Regions from separate parts of the Mus musculus genome. Here region 2 is linked to region 1. Evidence: chromatin loops called from intact Hi-C (ENCODE). Cell type or tissue: left cerebral cortex. All regions are shown on one strand.

Region 1 (5,000 bases):
CCATCCAGCACAGAGTGCATGTCTTGTCTTCCCAGCATGGCTTGTGACTCTGTGAATCCCAAGGTTTCCCAACCTGGAACATCCGGAACCAGCTGTCTTTCAGGATGAGGGAGAGGAGGGGATGCTGGGCTGAGCACGCTGTGGGAGGACCGAGCAACACACCTGTCTTCCATGTTGTCGACGCTGAATTCCTCACACCAGGTGAGGGCAGAACTGTCCTTCCTGTTCTAAACCAGTTTCTGAACTCGTCTGATCCCAGACCACCTGAGGCGATGCTTGAACGGTCAGGTTCTAGGTGAGTGGGGCAGCTGCCCAGGAGTGAGGCCCCGGGGGAATGCTGGGGAAAACCAACTAGGAAGTCCTGGCCTGAGTCTCCCTCTCTGACAGCACACCCCACCCTGAGTCAAAGCCACTGAGGAAAGGCTTAACCCTGGTCTTGTTATCAGGGACTTGAGCCCCTTCCCTGGACTGATGGGCCTCTGACCATTCTGGTTTCCTCAAGTTGCCCCCTCCCCCACCTCCACCCCACTCAGTCCAGCCTTTCAACCGCAGCTGAACTCGCTCCAGGATTCCAGGACCAGGTGCCTGCCCTGCAGGGGGCGAGGGCTCGGTGAGCCAGTTTTGAAGAAAGGCCAGCACTCATGGAGCTCTTACCGGATAGTTAGCACTGTACCCCTGTTATCACGGCTCAGAGATGAATCGCCCCCATTTTGCAGAGATGGAAACCGAGGCATGGAGAGGTCACGTGTCTGCCAGGTACACTGGGGCACTTATGCCATCGGAGGGGAGATTTCAAATCCGAGATGAGATCACAGGACCCTAACACCAATTCTCCTGCCCACAGTACCCATAGCCCTTGTTTAGGGACAGATCCCTAAGACTCTACTGCAGAAGGAAGCAGGACGCGCCGGCGCTGTGGCTGGGGAGCAGCCGGCAGGCATCCGAGCTGTGCACGGCAGTCAAGGGCAGTACCAGTAAGGTTCTGGACAGGTCGCCCAGCCCGGCGTGCGCCGGGGACCTTAGATCCCCTTCGCACTTACCTTGCTCCAAGCCTCCGGTGGTGGTGTCTTGGGGCCCAAAGGCACGCAGCAGTGAGCGCAGAGGCGCGGGCCAGCGGGCGTGCCCCCTGCCTTGGCCACGCATCTCCCTGAAGGCCAGACCCGTGAGACTCCGGGCTGCGTCCGCCCCTCAGAGCACGGTGCAGAGCCGGGGCCCCGGGAGGTGCTGGCGGGGCGGGGCGGGACTGGAGCGGGGGCGGCGCCGCCTTGAAAGGCTCGGCCCCTTCTCAGGGCGGAGGCGCAGAGGGGCTCAGCAGTGACCTTGACCTCCTGGACATTGCCTCGAGCGATGGTGGGACCCTTGACTCTGAGAGTCTGGGACAACCTTGGAATCCCCAGCGGCCAGTCTGGTCAGGAGATGAACACCGGGGGTTAATTACGTAGTAAGGAGGCTGCGGGGTTAGATCTCTGTGGGACCCTGGACTAGTAGCTTGACCTCTCTGAGTCTGGGAGTTCTTGTGCCTAAATAGGATTTAGAAAGGTGAAAGGAGACACCAAGCAGAATCGAGATCTGGTGATGGTGCATCCTGGTGGTGGAGACCCTTCGACTGCTCACCAGCTAGCTGTATGACCGCTGTAAGATGCAGGGGCCATCACTGCACTCTAGAAAATCCCATACACGCTGTTAATGAAATGAAGCTGTTATTTTTCTCTCAAGTACTGTATGGGCAAACCCTTGCCTCCAATGGCCAGTTCCAAAATAGACGGCTAGCCTGCTCGAATCCCTCTTAGCATCACAGTTCCAAGCCTTCCCTTTACCACAGTCCCTGGGGTGGAAGTACGCAGAGATCCCCAGCAATCTCTGCTGAGTTCAGGACTCAAAACTCAGTCTTGCCTGAGAAGGGCCCTGGGCACTCAGAGAGACCCAGGAAACTCTCATTTGTGAATCACTTAGGTAACACACAAGGGTCTCCAGATCCAAAATCAATAGCACTGTCCTCCTGTCTCGGGGAGCATTCGAGTGCGCCTCTGTGGCCCTGGAGTCTACTCATCTCCAGCGAGGCAGGAGCAGGTAGGCTCCTGTGTGTAGGTAGCAGAAGCACTGAGCCAGGTGTCCCGTCCACCTGCACCTTCTAAGGAAGCCTGGGCCCAATCTGCTGGGATGCCGCAGCCTTCACTAGCAGAACTTTTTAACTACATAACAGTTCTTAGCTGGCACTAGATGGCGCTGCACGAATCGGACTTCAAGTGGATGGAGAGCAGACTTGTGTCTGCTGTGAGGCTGTGGAAATGCAACTGAGTATTCCGTTCCCTCTCCCTGTTTCTTTCTGAGACCTCTCCCCTCAGCTCTGTTGAGGAGACGCTGAAGTTCGGGGCAGTGAAGTCACTTTCCCTAGGAGGCCAGCAGTGGGGACAGCCAGGATTCCAAACCTGACTGATGTCTAGGCAATTGTAATCAGGACTAGCTCTCTACTCACCAGAGGTGTTTGGATTTCCCTCTCCCAAGCCTCTTGGTCCCTGTGCACAGTGTTGTCCCTTGCCAACACATCCAGGTTTTAAAGAACAGCCTTAAGGCTATAGCTCTGGCCACTCAATGGCCGTTTGCTGTGCTTACCCCTCTGTTTGCTTGTAGCGGTGGTTCCTCAGTTCCTTGGGCAGTCCACTCTCCAGCTACTAAGGTTTGGATATGGATATGTCCCCATGAGCTCATGTGTTTGAACACATGGACCCCAGCTGATATGATTGTTTTGGGACCCCGTGAAACTTTGAAGGGGTAGATCCTAGCAGGCAGGAGCGGATCCATGGTGCAGGCCAGCTTATGTCACTGTCTTCTTCCTCTCCCATTTGCTTTGGGTCTGAGGGGATGTTAGCAAGCAACCTCACACTCCTGCTGCCACACCTTATCTGACATGATGGACGACAACCAGGAGCTAAAATGAATCCTTCCTCACAGACTTTGTTTCTTGCTTCTTCCCATTGATCATATAACCATTCTGGCAGACCTAAGTCCACTCTTCACGCCTCTGGGTGGGCATTCAGTGTAAGGTAATCAATCTGAAGTAACCACCCAGCTACATTCACAGATGGGGTGGTTCACAGAGGCACACACATCCACAGCATTGCTAGATTGAGAGAAAGGAAACTTGCCTCCATTACTTTTCAGTTACTGTGACAAAATACAGTATGATTATGGCTACTTAAAGAGGAAAAAGGTTATTGGGGCTTACAGTTCCAGGGGCTTAGAGCATGTGGCCATCATGGTGCATTGCATAGCATCAGGAAGGCAGGCATGATGCTGGGTCAGTAGCTGAGAGCTTACAGCCTGACTCACAACTTAGGAGTAAGACAGAGGAGCTAACTGGAGTGGCTGAACTTTTTAAATCTCTAAGCTCATCCCAGTAACAAGCCTCCTCCAACAAGGCCACACCTCCTAGTCCTTCCTAAACTGTCCCTGAACTGAGGAGCAAACAATCAAACATGCGAGCTGACAGGCATTCTCATTCAAACCACTACACCCTTTTTATGCACCAGGGTGGGAGTGACTCCATCCAGACTTCTTGAAGCTTCTCCATGCCTCAGAATGAGAACTCTGGGATTGAGAGGAGCCTGAGAAGGAAGTATTCTGAGGGAGCTGACAGCCATCTCTGTGAGCTGAGTGTGTGGCTCCAACTATGCCTGAATGTAGACTTTTGGAAGGCTGGAATTTTCAGTCACCCTCCCTGCCATTTCTTTCTCTCTCTCAGCCTTGAGGAGAAAGAGGTCATCAGACTCTCACCCTTGCTCTCTGTTTCCTCCAAGAGGCCAGTGTTTTCATCACCCTCCACCTCTTTGAATGCAGATATAATGGTAACCTGCAAAGAGAGGCTCTTAGGACAGGTCTACACAGCTTCTGTATCCTTGTTGTTAGTGAAGAAGGGGCAACAGACACCAGCCTCCTAGTAGCCATAGTCCAAGGGCAGGGTCCCTGGACCCTTTGAGCCTAATCAGGATCTCTGAGGAAAGAGTTGGGAAGAGGAAATCAGAATAACTCATTTGTTGACTTCTCCCGCAGGACAGACAGGCTCTGCACTAACTTTATCCACCAATGTTCTTCACAGTCAGAGGCAGGGATTATTAATAGTCCCTTTCAACATGAGAAATGAGAAGTGAAATTTAGAGTTCTTCCTAGCGCTGCAGCTGGGACAAGGCAAAGGCATACCCAACCAGGAGTCCCATCCACTCTAAATGGTTCTAAGGAGAAGAGATACTGGTGAGGCCTGGCCATTCCTAAGGCCCAGCAGAAGCCCTGGAGCCCAGTCTTCTGTGCATACCCCTCACCATGAGAGCATACAGTGATGCAAAGACACTCAGGCTGGAGCAGGCTGGCAGCCAAGCCTACAAACACTCCTGGTATAGAGTGGACAGATGCCTGGAGCCAGTGGGTAGAGCAGCAGTGGCCAAAGCATTGGGATAGATGAATCTAGGTCACGGACATCTACAGCTGTGGGGCTGTAAGTCTGGTGCTACGAGAACCCCAACAGATGATGAAGCAGGGTATGGCAAGATGTCAATTCCTGTATAAGTACCTGTGTACACACATACCCTCCCAAGTCCATTACCTCAGTCTGTGCTGGGAGTTTCTTCAGCTTCTTTCTGTATCACGGGCACCAGCTGGGATAAGGACCAACAGTCCACTTGGAGGTTTAGGGTGGACACTGGAGTGGTTGTTGATCTATGTTGTGGCAAATCAGGCTTGGTACATGGAAACATCTGCATCAGTGTCTATCGTGTGTATGTCATAGTGTGGCCACCCACAGTTCTCTTTCTCCACTTGTTGGCAGTGGCCTCTGAGGTCAGCAGGGCCACTGGGCTGTCTCGAGTGTCAGTAACAATGTGCTGTGATTGATTAAGCACATCTGACAGAAGCGTGGCCAATCAAGGTGAGCTTCATATGTAATGGCCCTGCTGCTATCTGGAAGGTGATTAGGACGTGCTCCAGGGTGCTGAAACAGGGGTCAAGAT
Region 2 (5,000 bases), 220 kb before region 1:
TTGCTTCTAGGACTGCACTTGTATAGCCACTATGGACATCAGTGTGGTAATTCCTTGGGAAGATTAGAATTGATCTAACTCAAGATTCAGGTGTGCCCTTCTTGGGTGTATACCTAAAGGACACTTTATCCTACTACTGCGATGTGGGGCCGTAATGGCCCAGAATTATGGAGGAAGGGTCAAGGAGAGTGTCAATCCCGGACACCTCAAATGAGGATGGCAGGAATTGGCTCCCTAGCCTCTCCCAACCTGGTAACATGAAGTCATCTGCCCCACCATGAACCCTAGTAAGAATTTATAACCCTGACAGTTATCAGGTTTCACTCTTTGTTTGACCTTATGAGGTTCCCCCCTCCCAAATCCCTCCCACCACCACCATCCTCAAACCCTACAGCCCCTGAGGCATCTTACAACACCCCTGTCCTGGCCACTTCTACATGGCCACACAAACCTTGTCTCAGAGACTCTGACTACCTCCCAGGAACATAAACACCTCTTTCCGCACCCCTCCCCACCATTAAACTGAACCAGTTACCCAAAGTTGTTCTTGCATGTGCATTCTTTGCATGCGCACTCACCTCTAACCAACCAAGACCCTGTCTGCACAACCAGTGCCCAGCTAACCGTTTCTCCCTCAAGTCCATCCCAGTGAGCAATGGGTCTGGCTACCCTGAGGGAGAAGTGGGCATGGGCTGGCACAGAAATTCTTGTTCACCCATGTTCATTGCTCCTCTATTATAATAGCCAGAAATTGGAAACAACCTAGATGTCCCTTAACTGAAGAATGGATAAAGAAAATGTGGTACATTTACACAATGGAATATTGCTCAGTTGTTAAAAAAAATGACATCATAAAATCAGAAGTAAATAGCAGGAACTAGAAAAGAATCATACTGAGTGAAGTAACCCAAGCAAAGACAAATATGGTATGCATTTACTTCTATGTGGTTGCTGTTAAATCAATAATAAGCTATAATCTGCATAACCATAGAAGTTAGGAAATGAGTGAGGGACTAGAGGGAAAGATAGATTTTTATACTTAAGAAAAATATAATAGATTTATATGGACAGGAGGGGATTCTGGTACAGGTTAATCAAGTGGGGAAGGGAAGAGGGGTACAAGGGAGGGAATACAGGGAAAGACAGCTAGAATTATGGGGCATTTGAGTGGTAGTGTGGAAACCTAATACAGTAGAAGCTTCCTAAAATATATACATATATTAAGGTAATCGAAATGAAATCTCCAAACAGTAGGTGGGGAAAGCCCCAGCTTGACATCTCTTGTTACCAAAGGACACTTCCAGTACCAAGAATGGCTTTTATTTAGTGGAGTTGTTGACCAAATGGGTCCATGGGAACCCCCAAACAACCCAGGATGTTGCCAAGGCTATATAGGCTGTGTTTCTACAAACCATTGCCAAGGCCTTATTGCTGAAGACTACAGCTATACAACTCATTGAACACGCTGAACTGGTGTCTAACCAGAACATTTACCCTTATGGGCTAGAGTTCTTGTTGCTGGAAAGTACTCTGCGTACTAGGGGAAACAAACGCCAACTGAGGTACAAACCCTTCGATTTACACTGATGTCTTTGCCTGCAAGATATGCTAGGGCAATGGTGGCACAAAGCTTCTGTGAGTAACCAACCAATACCTGATTTAACTTAAGGCCCACTTCACAAGATGAAACTCATACCCATCACTGCTTGCATGACCAAGCTCCTATGCCTAGATAGCCCAGGGGCTTAGGATGAAACCAAATGCTAGTGTTCTACTAAAGCAACATAGCAATACAACGGCTCCTGTTGACATTCTGCTCTACTCATAGATCAGTGCTTGCTCAGCCACCATCAGAGAAGCTTTCTCCTGTAGCAAATGGAAACAATTATAGAGACCCACAATCAGACCTTAGGTAGAGAGAGACAGACCTGGGACACATAGCCCTAAAGTGGGATTTCTCCATCAAATACCTCCTCTCAGGCCTCAGGGAATCCTGTGGAAGAAGAGGCAGAAAGAGTGTTAGAGCCAGGGGAAACTGGAGGATACCAGGGAAATGACCTTTTAAACACAACAGGACCAAAGTACCTGTTAACTCACAGAGACTGAGGCAACATGCACAGGGTCTGTATGGGTCTGTACCAAGTGTGGTTCTAGAACTGAAAGAAGAAATAGAAATATGCTCTGATCCTGAGCAATGTAGTATGATCCCCATCTCAAAAGGACAAAATCATTTCCTTTAAGTTTCTTACTCTTGCATAGAAATAGTAAGCCATATCACATTTTTTCAGTAGTAGAAGCAAGTGGAATAAATTCTGCTAAAATTTATCTATTTCAGACCTATTGAAAATGAATGGTCATTGTAGATAATGACTTATATTTCTTACCTGGATTGCAGTCTGCTACAGTTCTGCTGTAATTCTACACGTTCTCAACCAGATGGCGCTGGAGGAAGGTGCCTGTACCCCAAGTATACATGGAAAGGAGATGAAATAGAAAAAAATTAGTAAAATTGGGTAGAAACCTAAACACTAGACTGACTGCATATCACTATACCAATATACACACTGCCAAATTCTAATACCACACCAAGTTAATATTAGGCCACCTTAGCCTTTGAATTCATGTAGACTAAGGTTTTCCTACAGCTTTTAATTTCATGCCAATTTTTCCAAATAACCTTGCTAATTCTCAGTACTAGTATGAAATTCTAAGGGCTAGAATAGATTTCTTTAGCCATTTTATCACCAACAGTACTGTACATAGTTACCATAGATTTCCACAAGATGGACCTCTTGATCCTAGGAGGCCTTTGTTTTCCCAAGTGTTATGAATGCACACTTGTGGAATAGGAATATAAAAGAATTCTGAGAAAAATAACCTAAGAAATTAATGTCAATAAGTAAGTCTAACATGAAATGTAAGAATAAAAGTAAGGTGGTATTTCCTTAGAGCACATTCCATGCACACTGCATTCCCGGGAGGAGATGGAGGGAATGGGGTAGTGAGTCCTCAGCATGCACTAGAATGTATTTCCTTTCTGTATAAAAACTTCATGCTTCATTTAAAAGACATGTGTATATATAATGTACATATAATATCATTTAGGCATCTATAGAAATAAAATAGATACCACTTTCAGATTTACTTCCTGATATAAGATACTTTATTTCCCAGTTTATACTTTTAGTTTAAAGACTTTTAATAAGTTTTGTTTTTTTTTTTTTGCTCTGAATATAAAACTGTTATTCTCACAGAACCATGACTGCTAGCTTCCCATTGCTTAAGCAGTGTACTTCAGTGCACCAAGATGGAGTTAGGGATATCTTACAGGTATTGTCTGTTTGAAGACACTGGTATATATGGTTTTATTTGCATATTTTCAGTTGCTCCATTGAAAAATAACTTGCTAAATGGGTACTGAAAAGATTCAGGACAAATCTGGGGTTTTGCTCGGTTTGGTTTGGTTTTATGCTGAGTCTTATGTAGCTAAGGCTGGCTTAAAACCCTGATCTTCATCCAAGGAGCTGGGTTTACATAAGTACACCACCCTGGTGCCCATATTTTAATGGACTTGAATTTGCTTCTGACTACAGCTAGAATCTGACTTGCTACTATGTGATGGAAAGCTTAAACCTGTAGTTACCATAGATTTCCACAAGATGGACCTCTTGATCCTAGGAGGCCTTTGTTTTCCCAAATTCAAGGATCCAAAAATTCTTCAGGTCAGAAAACTAAACTTTAGATTTCTTTAAATTTTTAATACTTACCTTAAAGTTACAGATGTTTAAGTAAGGTTTGTAATCTTTTTAAGACTTGCATTAAGTAATTTTGCTCTAGCACATTTTGTGAAAATGTAAGCAAATGATTTGTAAAGTTGACACATAACCTTCTCAGTGCCACTAGGAATAAAGACCTCTAAGGCAACAGAAATACTTTTCTTAAGCCTCTAGACTTGAAAATAAATTTTGTTTTCAAGCTCAGATTGTCATAGGTGACTGCATATGCATAGCACCATGGCCATATAAGTGGACTGCTCTATATGGTGTGAATCTACTTTGGAAGCTGCTTAAGATGGGTTACACACTTAGTCACTGCAAAGTTAAGGAGTTTATCAGATTTATCTATCAAATCTCCTAATTCCCCTTATGACACTCATAGGAATATGAAACATAGAAAGTTATGATTAATAAAACTAAAATGGTAGAAATTGGGTACTATTGCCAATTCCTTGATTAAAATGAAAATTTCTAACACTTTTAGTTATATTGCAGCTCTGACCTTAACCAAACTGAAATCCTTCCTTGGATATCCTATAATTTACCTTAAGTTTTTTTCAGCCACTATCTATGGGACTTGGCTGGAGCAGAGAAAGTCTCCACTTGGCTCCGCTCTAAGCAGAGTTAATCCCCTGTGGGTTAGTGCTATTTCTAGAAGAGCAGCAGGTTCCCCTTTTCCTGTAATAGTTATGTGGGTATTTCTTAGAGACTGAAATTTTGGTGTGTGTGTGTGTGTGTGTGTGTGTGTGTGTGTGTGTGTGTGTGTGTAAAACTTTGGACCACTCATGTTTTAAACTAAGCAAAATATAAAATAGGAGCTGTTGATATGTATCTTGAAATAGGGAAAGACATGCTTTGATATTAACTGGCCACAACTAAGGAATCAATAGACACTACCATATTCAAATATTCTACATGCTTGTGAAATTCAGTCACTGGCTTCCACCCACAAAAAGTTTAATTCACACACATCATAGAACAGGTAAAGCTAGAATCGTTCTGCTGTAATTTCTTTTTTGAAAATGAATTCAATTAGTGGAATGTTTGCTAGTATCAGAACTGATCATCAGCCTCTTTAGCCAGAGAACTGCCACAAATGTCCTAAGAAGTCTTAGAGAGCTGGGAGAGCAATGGGATGTGGTAGCTGAGTCAATTTGTTCAGTACACTTGCTTGGTCTCAGTGCTCTCTAGCTAACAAACTGAGTGCCGAGAGTGTGCCTGGCT

Evidence for each region. A loop is a pair of places that touch in the nucleus more often than their neighbours do. Peaks named below come from ENCODE experiments on the same cell type or tissue, not always from the same donor. Only the 100,000 strongest peaks of a DNase experiment are listed, where the experiment ranks them.
Region 2: it touches region 1 in a loop (2.1-fold over the local background); 7 of 42 quality-filtered maps call a loop at or near these places.

What each region holds. Positions count from the first base shown.
Region 1 is chr2:178,115,343-178,120,342 of GRCm38, reverse strand. It overlaps a transcript of Phactr3 not described here. Among named protein-coding and RNA genes, the nearest start is that of Phactr3, 24 kb to the left of the region's middle. In left cerebral cortex, CTCF peaks have their summits at 632 (motif pointing right) and 2,219 (motif pointing right); DNase peaks (open chromatin) are centred at 1,017, 2,214 and 4,302; H3K4me3 peaks cover 1,325 bases; H3K27ac peaks cover 575 bases.
Region 2 is chr2:178,336,717-178,341,716 of GRCm38, reverse strand. Phactr3 (phosphatase and actin regulator 3) reads right to left here. Exons shown (of 13, transcript NM_028806.2): 13 at 3,225-5,000. Among named protein-coding and RNA genes, the nearest start is that of Sycp2, 68 kb to the left of the region's middle. In left cerebral cortex, CTCF peaks have their summits at 2,433 and 3,651; DNase peaks (open chromatin) are centred at 2,438 and 3,644.